Regions from separate parts of the Homo sapiens genome. Here region 2 is linked to region 1. Evidence: chromatin loops called from intact Hi-C (ENCODE). Cell type or tissue: CD4-positive, alpha-beta T cell. All regions are shown on one strand.

Evidence for each region. A loop is a pair of places that touch in the nucleus more often than their neighbours do. Peaks named below come from ENCODE experiments on the same cell type or tissue, not always from the same donor. Only the 100,000 strongest peaks of a DNase experiment are listed, where the experiment ranks them.
Region 2: a loop joins it to region 1, with 10 times the contacts of the local background. A loop is called at or near these places in 3 of 110 quality-filtered maps.

Annotation. Positions count from the first base shown.
Region 1 is chr11:66,466,356-66,468,855 of GRCh38, forward strand. PELI3 (pellino E3 ubiquitin protein ligase family member 3) reads left to right here and starts at 550. Exons shown (of 8, transcript NM_145065.3): 1 at 550-672; 2 at 1,773-1,925; 3 at 2,478-2,500. The coding sequence starts at 1,774. RefSeq lists silencers at 468-677, 688-1,037. In CD4-positive, alpha-beta T cell, a CTCF peak has its summit at 1,093; DNase peaks (open chromatin) are centred at 386, 896 and 1,636; H3K4me3 peaks cover 1,348 bases; H3K27ac peaks cover 418 bases.
Region 2 is chr11:66,743,350-66,745,849 of GRCh38, forward strand. TOP6BL (TOP6B like initiator of meiotic double strand breaks) reads left to right here and starts at 1,420. Exons shown (of 15, transcript NM_001302084.2): 1 at 1,420-1,570. It also overlaps a transcript of SPTBN2 not described here. RefSeq lists enhancers at 647-1,147, 1,639-1,748, 2,189-2,278 and silencers at 1,109-1,498, 1,909-2,008. In CD4-positive, alpha-beta T cell, no CTCF peak of the experiment used is centred here; DNase peaks (open chromatin) are centred at 1,302, 1,802 and 2,152; H3K4me3 peaks cover 1,804 bases; H3K27ac peaks cover 685 bases.

The DNA.
Region 1 (2,500 bases):
GCTGCTTTCCCCGGCCTCCACCGCTGCCGCACACCCCCTTTGCCTTTAGCATTTTCCTCCTCTCCTCTAATTGCGTGGCGTCCCCAGATGGTAGGCGGGGTGTCGGAGCTGGGGGTGCGTAGTCCCGGGCCTAAGGCTAGGGAAGGGGCCTCCAGCGCCGTGTGAGGGCCCTGACCGACAGTGGGGAGGGGCGCCCATGTCTCTGGGAGAACCCCGGAGTCCCCGGAAATGGAGGCGGAGTTTGGGGAGTCTGAAATGGGGGAGGGGTCGTGTAGACTACGGGGGAGTCCTGAGCCGGCTAGGAGGGGCAAGGGAGTCCCTCAGACGGAGTGGAGAGCGGGGCTTCCCTGGTCAGAGGGCGGTACCAGGGGAAGGGCGTGGTCTCCTGCGAAGGGGCGGAGCTCCGCCTACGAAGGCTGAGCATCGCCGCAAGAGGCGGAGTCTGGAGCGAGGCGGAGCTCTCCTAGGGGCGGGGAAAATGGGGCGGGGCCTCCGGACAGGGGGCGGAGCGTGGCTGTTCGCGCTCATCCCCCTCCCCCGGCCCTGGGTGTCCCCGTGACGAGGCAGCGCGGAGCCGCCGCGGGCCGGGCCCATCCCGCCGCAGCGGCCCGGGGCCGAGCAGGGGCTAGGCGGGGAGGGAGCGGCGCCCAGCGGGGCCCGGAGCGTGGCCAGGTGAGGCCGCCGGGGCGGAGGGGGCGGGGGCTGCGCCAGGCGGGCCCCGGCGGGCGCGGGGGGCGTGTTTGCGTGTCTGGGGGTGGTGGAGGGAGTGGGTCCGAGGGCGGGCGCCGGTGGCTGCTGCGCGCCCGCGCGTCCCTGCGGTCGCGGGTGCGGGTGGTCTCTGCGCCGTCCGGGCCCGGGGCGTGCGGGGCCGTGCACGCGCGCGTGTTGTGCGGAGGGGCCGCCGGGTGTGGACCTGCGTAGGTGCTGGGCCGCGGTTCCCGTTCTGCCCGCCCGGGGCGCAGGGCGCGGGCCTGCCCCGGCGCGGTCCCTCTGGCGCGGGGATGTTTTCCAAACGGGCTGCCTGCGGGAGACGGCTGTGCTGCAGCCCGAGCTCGAGGGGGGAGCGCCGCCTCCGCAGGCCTCCTGAGACCCGGGCGGCTGGGGACGCAGACAGACACCTGAGGGAGGGAAGAGCGCGCACCCAGGAGGAGTCTATTGGCCTACCCGCAGGGGGAGGCCGAGATGGGGAGACTGAGGCAGATGGTGAGGCGGAGGCGGGCAGACAGGCAGAGATGGGGAATGGGGGGAGAGAGACGGCAAAAAGGACAGCGGCTGGGAGGACAGAGAGTCATTGAGAAAGCAGATGGACAGACAGAGGCCTAGACCTCAAAGGGGCAAGAAAGATTCAGATGGACAGGTAGATTCAAAGAACCTGTCAGAGAGGCTAAATCAGAGGTCCAGAGGCTAAGAGCTATAAGCAGGAACTGAGTCTGAGATGAGGGGTAACGGCCCCCAACTCATTGGGTGCCCCGCTTTGAAGCACATCCCAGACTGGGATCTTGGCCAAAAAGCAGCCTCTGGCCACCCCAAGTTGGTCCATCTCTTTGGCACCACTGAATATCCTGACTCTCTTCACTGTGCCACCCCTCCCTGGTATCCCAGCAACCTCGGGCAGTTTAGAGGAGGCAGAGGGGAAGTGGTTGCCATAGCAGTAGAGGCGGTGAAAGGTCACCCTTGCCTTAGCCTAGGCGGCCCTGCAGCAGGCTGCAGCTGGAATTGAGCCGGGCTGGGGTGGGAACCTACAAAGCTCTTTTCTCTCCCACTCTGCCCAGAATGGTGCTGGAAGGAAACCCTGAAGTGGGGTCCCCCCGAACCTCAGACCTCCAGCACCGGGGGAACAAGGGCTCTTGCGTTCTCTCCTCTCCCGGTGAAGATGCGCAGCCAGGCGAGGAGCCCATCAAGTATGGTGAACTCATCGTCCTGGGGTGAGCATCCCTGGCCTAGAAGGGGTGAAGCACCAGACACCCACCCAACGCAGCCAGAACAAGGGCCCGACCCCTCCTCCCCCCACATAGGGCCTTCAGCTGTTTGTCCCTCCTCACCTTCCTAGCTGAAAGACAAAATTGACCAAACCCACCTCAATTCATAATTATTATTTTATCTTCCCATTTTTCACAAAGTACTGTGACAACTCTAACCACCCAACTTCCTGATCAGATGAGAAAAATGTTAACACCAGCTGCCTTTCCTAAAGCACCTAGTGTGTGTGGTGTGGGGTGAAGAACTCTGGTTCTCCAGCAAAACTGCTTGGTTCAAATCCTGCCTCTGCAAGTTGCTGAACTTCCCTGTGCCTCTGTTTCCCCTGTTTTGCAAATGGGGATGATAATAATCCCTTCCTCAGAGGGTTGTTGGAAGAAATGAATGAGGTGATTTCTGTAAAGTACATAGAACAGCGCCTAGCACATATCGAGTGTTCTGGGAGGCAGGCCTGTGCCAAGCCCTTTCATGGACATTATTTCATTTCAATCTTCACAAAGATGCTGTGAGGAAGGAGGTGAGG
Region 2 (2,500 bases), 280 kb after region 1:
TTGGAGTAGCACCAAGGTTGTGTACTGGGCAGGCACTCTGCCAGCTCGCCAGCCTGTTCTGTCCAATCCTGGCGTCTTGGAGCTGGGGTGGAAGAATTTTTCCTGAAGGAAAGCAGCCAACACCCTGTCCCACCCTTCTCCTTGGGCAACTCTTTGCCAGGCAGGAATCTCTCATCAGGGTTTTCTTTTGGCTGTCAGATCACCAGCAGTTATAGGCTTAAGCCCCTGTCACCATGCCCCTCCCGGAACCTGGCAGAGAGCAGCAGCTGGGACTCTGCAGGACCTCCTTATTCCAGCCAGGAATGCACTTGGAAAACCCCAGAGCTTCTCCTGTCAGCCAGAGCCCAGAAAAGCCAGCTCCTGGTCTTGGCACATTCAGTGCAGTCAAACGTGGAAAGGGGCCTGGATAGGGAGGGGTCGACTCCCAGGTCCCACCTTTGCGGGGGAAGCTGGTCCCCCTGGATTAGGCTGGGAGATGCTTGGGGCTGGTTGTAAGGTAAAAGACGGGGGGTCGTTTTTTCTTTTTTTGAGACAGAGTTTCGCTCTTTTTGCCCAGGTTGGAGTGCAATGACGCGATCTCGGCTCACTGCAACCTCCGCCTCCCAGGTTCAAGCAATTATCCTGCCTCAGCCTCCCGAGTAGCTGGGATTACAGGCGCCCGCCACCACGCCCGGCTAATTTTTGTATTTTCAGTAGAGACGGGGTTTCACCATGTTGGCCAGGCTGGTCTCGAACTCCTGACCTCAGGTGATCCACTCGCTTCGGCCTCCAAAAGTGCTGGGATGACGGGCGTGAGCCACTGCGCCCGGCCCAGGGCGTCGTTTTTAATTTCAGATTAGTAATTTTTTAGTATATGTCCCAAAAATTGCCGAGATATGTGTATGGTTATAAAAAAAATTCGCTGTCTATATGAAATTCAATTTTAATTGGCCGTCTTTTTCTTTGCTAAGTCTGGGACCCAGGGCTTGGCCTGGGGCAGCCCCCGCCGCAGACAAGGCTGTTGGAGGGGTCACGAACCCGCTTGGTAGCCCCGCGCCGTTACCGTCGCCCCTCCCGGCCGAGGGAAGGGTCCTGGAAAGCGCGAAGGGCGGCCAAAGCCCGGATTAGGGCCAAGGGCCGCATCTCGCCGCCACCGTGGGAAACTATCTTTGAGAGGAGGGAGGAGTCGTGGCCTGGCCTCATTCCCGCTCACCTCCAGCCTTGGCCGCCTCTCGCGGGCTCTTCCCCGCCCCGAACCTCCCACCTGCGGGCCCACTGGCACCCGCGGCGCTCAGAGGCTCTAGGTGGCTCCCGGCGGCGGTTCGCGGTCTCGGGGCCCTGCAGCGTCGAGTGCGCAGGCGCGGCGGGCAGGTGGGCGGGGCGTGCGCGGGCGCAGGCGCGCGCGCGGGAAGGGATGGGCTCGCGCTGCCGGGCGTGGGCGTGGACTCGGGCGTGGGCACTGGCGGAGTTCCAAGCCCGGGCTGAGGAGGGGGCGGCGGCGGCGGCGGCGGCGGCGGGCGGGTACCCTTCGACTGGGCGTTGCCGCTGTTCCCTGCGCGGCATGGAGGGGACGGCCGTGGCCGTGTTCGAGGTGATGCTGGGAAGGGAGAGAAAGCGGAGGACACTTTCTGAGGAGACGGGCTTTGTGAGGAGACCGCGAAGTTTGGGCAGAGGGGTCGGGCGTCGCCTAAGGTGAAGGAGGAAGGTTCGGGAATCGAGGCCCGTCTCCCACGGGGAAGCGAGGAAGTAGGAGCAGATGAGGGCTCTCGCTCGCGGGGTACTCTGTGGGGGAACGACGCCCTCTCTCCAGCCTACGGCTCAGAAAGCTGCGGCGTTTGCCGAGCACCGGCGGACACCCAGGGGCAGAGCCTGACGCAGCCTCGGAGGTGCCTGCCGGAGCCCAGCGCCTTCCATGCACCGGGTGCTGGGAGGGGGCGCGGAAAGAAGGAAAGGAATGGGGCAAGCCCTGGCGTTGCGGGGCGGGGTGGGGGGAGTCGGGGCGCCAGGACAGAGGCAAGGAGGGACCCAGTGCAGACTGGGAGCGAGGGAGAGTTTTTTTAGGCCCCGGTGCAGGTGCAGGTTTCTGGGTTCGAAGCAGCTGGACGTGGAAGGGCGAGGTTCAGAGGCCACACCTGTGCTCGGGGAGCTGCTCTGGAAGACGGCACTGAGCGCCTGGCGCCGGCCACGCCCCGTGTGCTCATTTCATTACCCACTTTCACGGCCGGTGCCCAATGGGACGTTGAGCTGCTGTTTGTGAGGGGTACTGGGCAGGTGACAGAAGCACAGGCTCTGAGGGCACCTGAGAGAGTACCCCCGGGCGTCCTGCCTGTTTGTTGTCATCAAAGAAGGCGGCGGGATTCCATTTTACAAATAACCGAACCTAGGCTAGAACCCAGGGCGCTGACTCATAGGCCAGTGTTCTTTTCCCAACTGCGCTGTCATACCGACATGAGAATATCTTTAGGGTTTGTTTGTTTGTTTGTTTGTTTGTTTGTTTTTTGAGACGGAGTCTCGCTCTTTC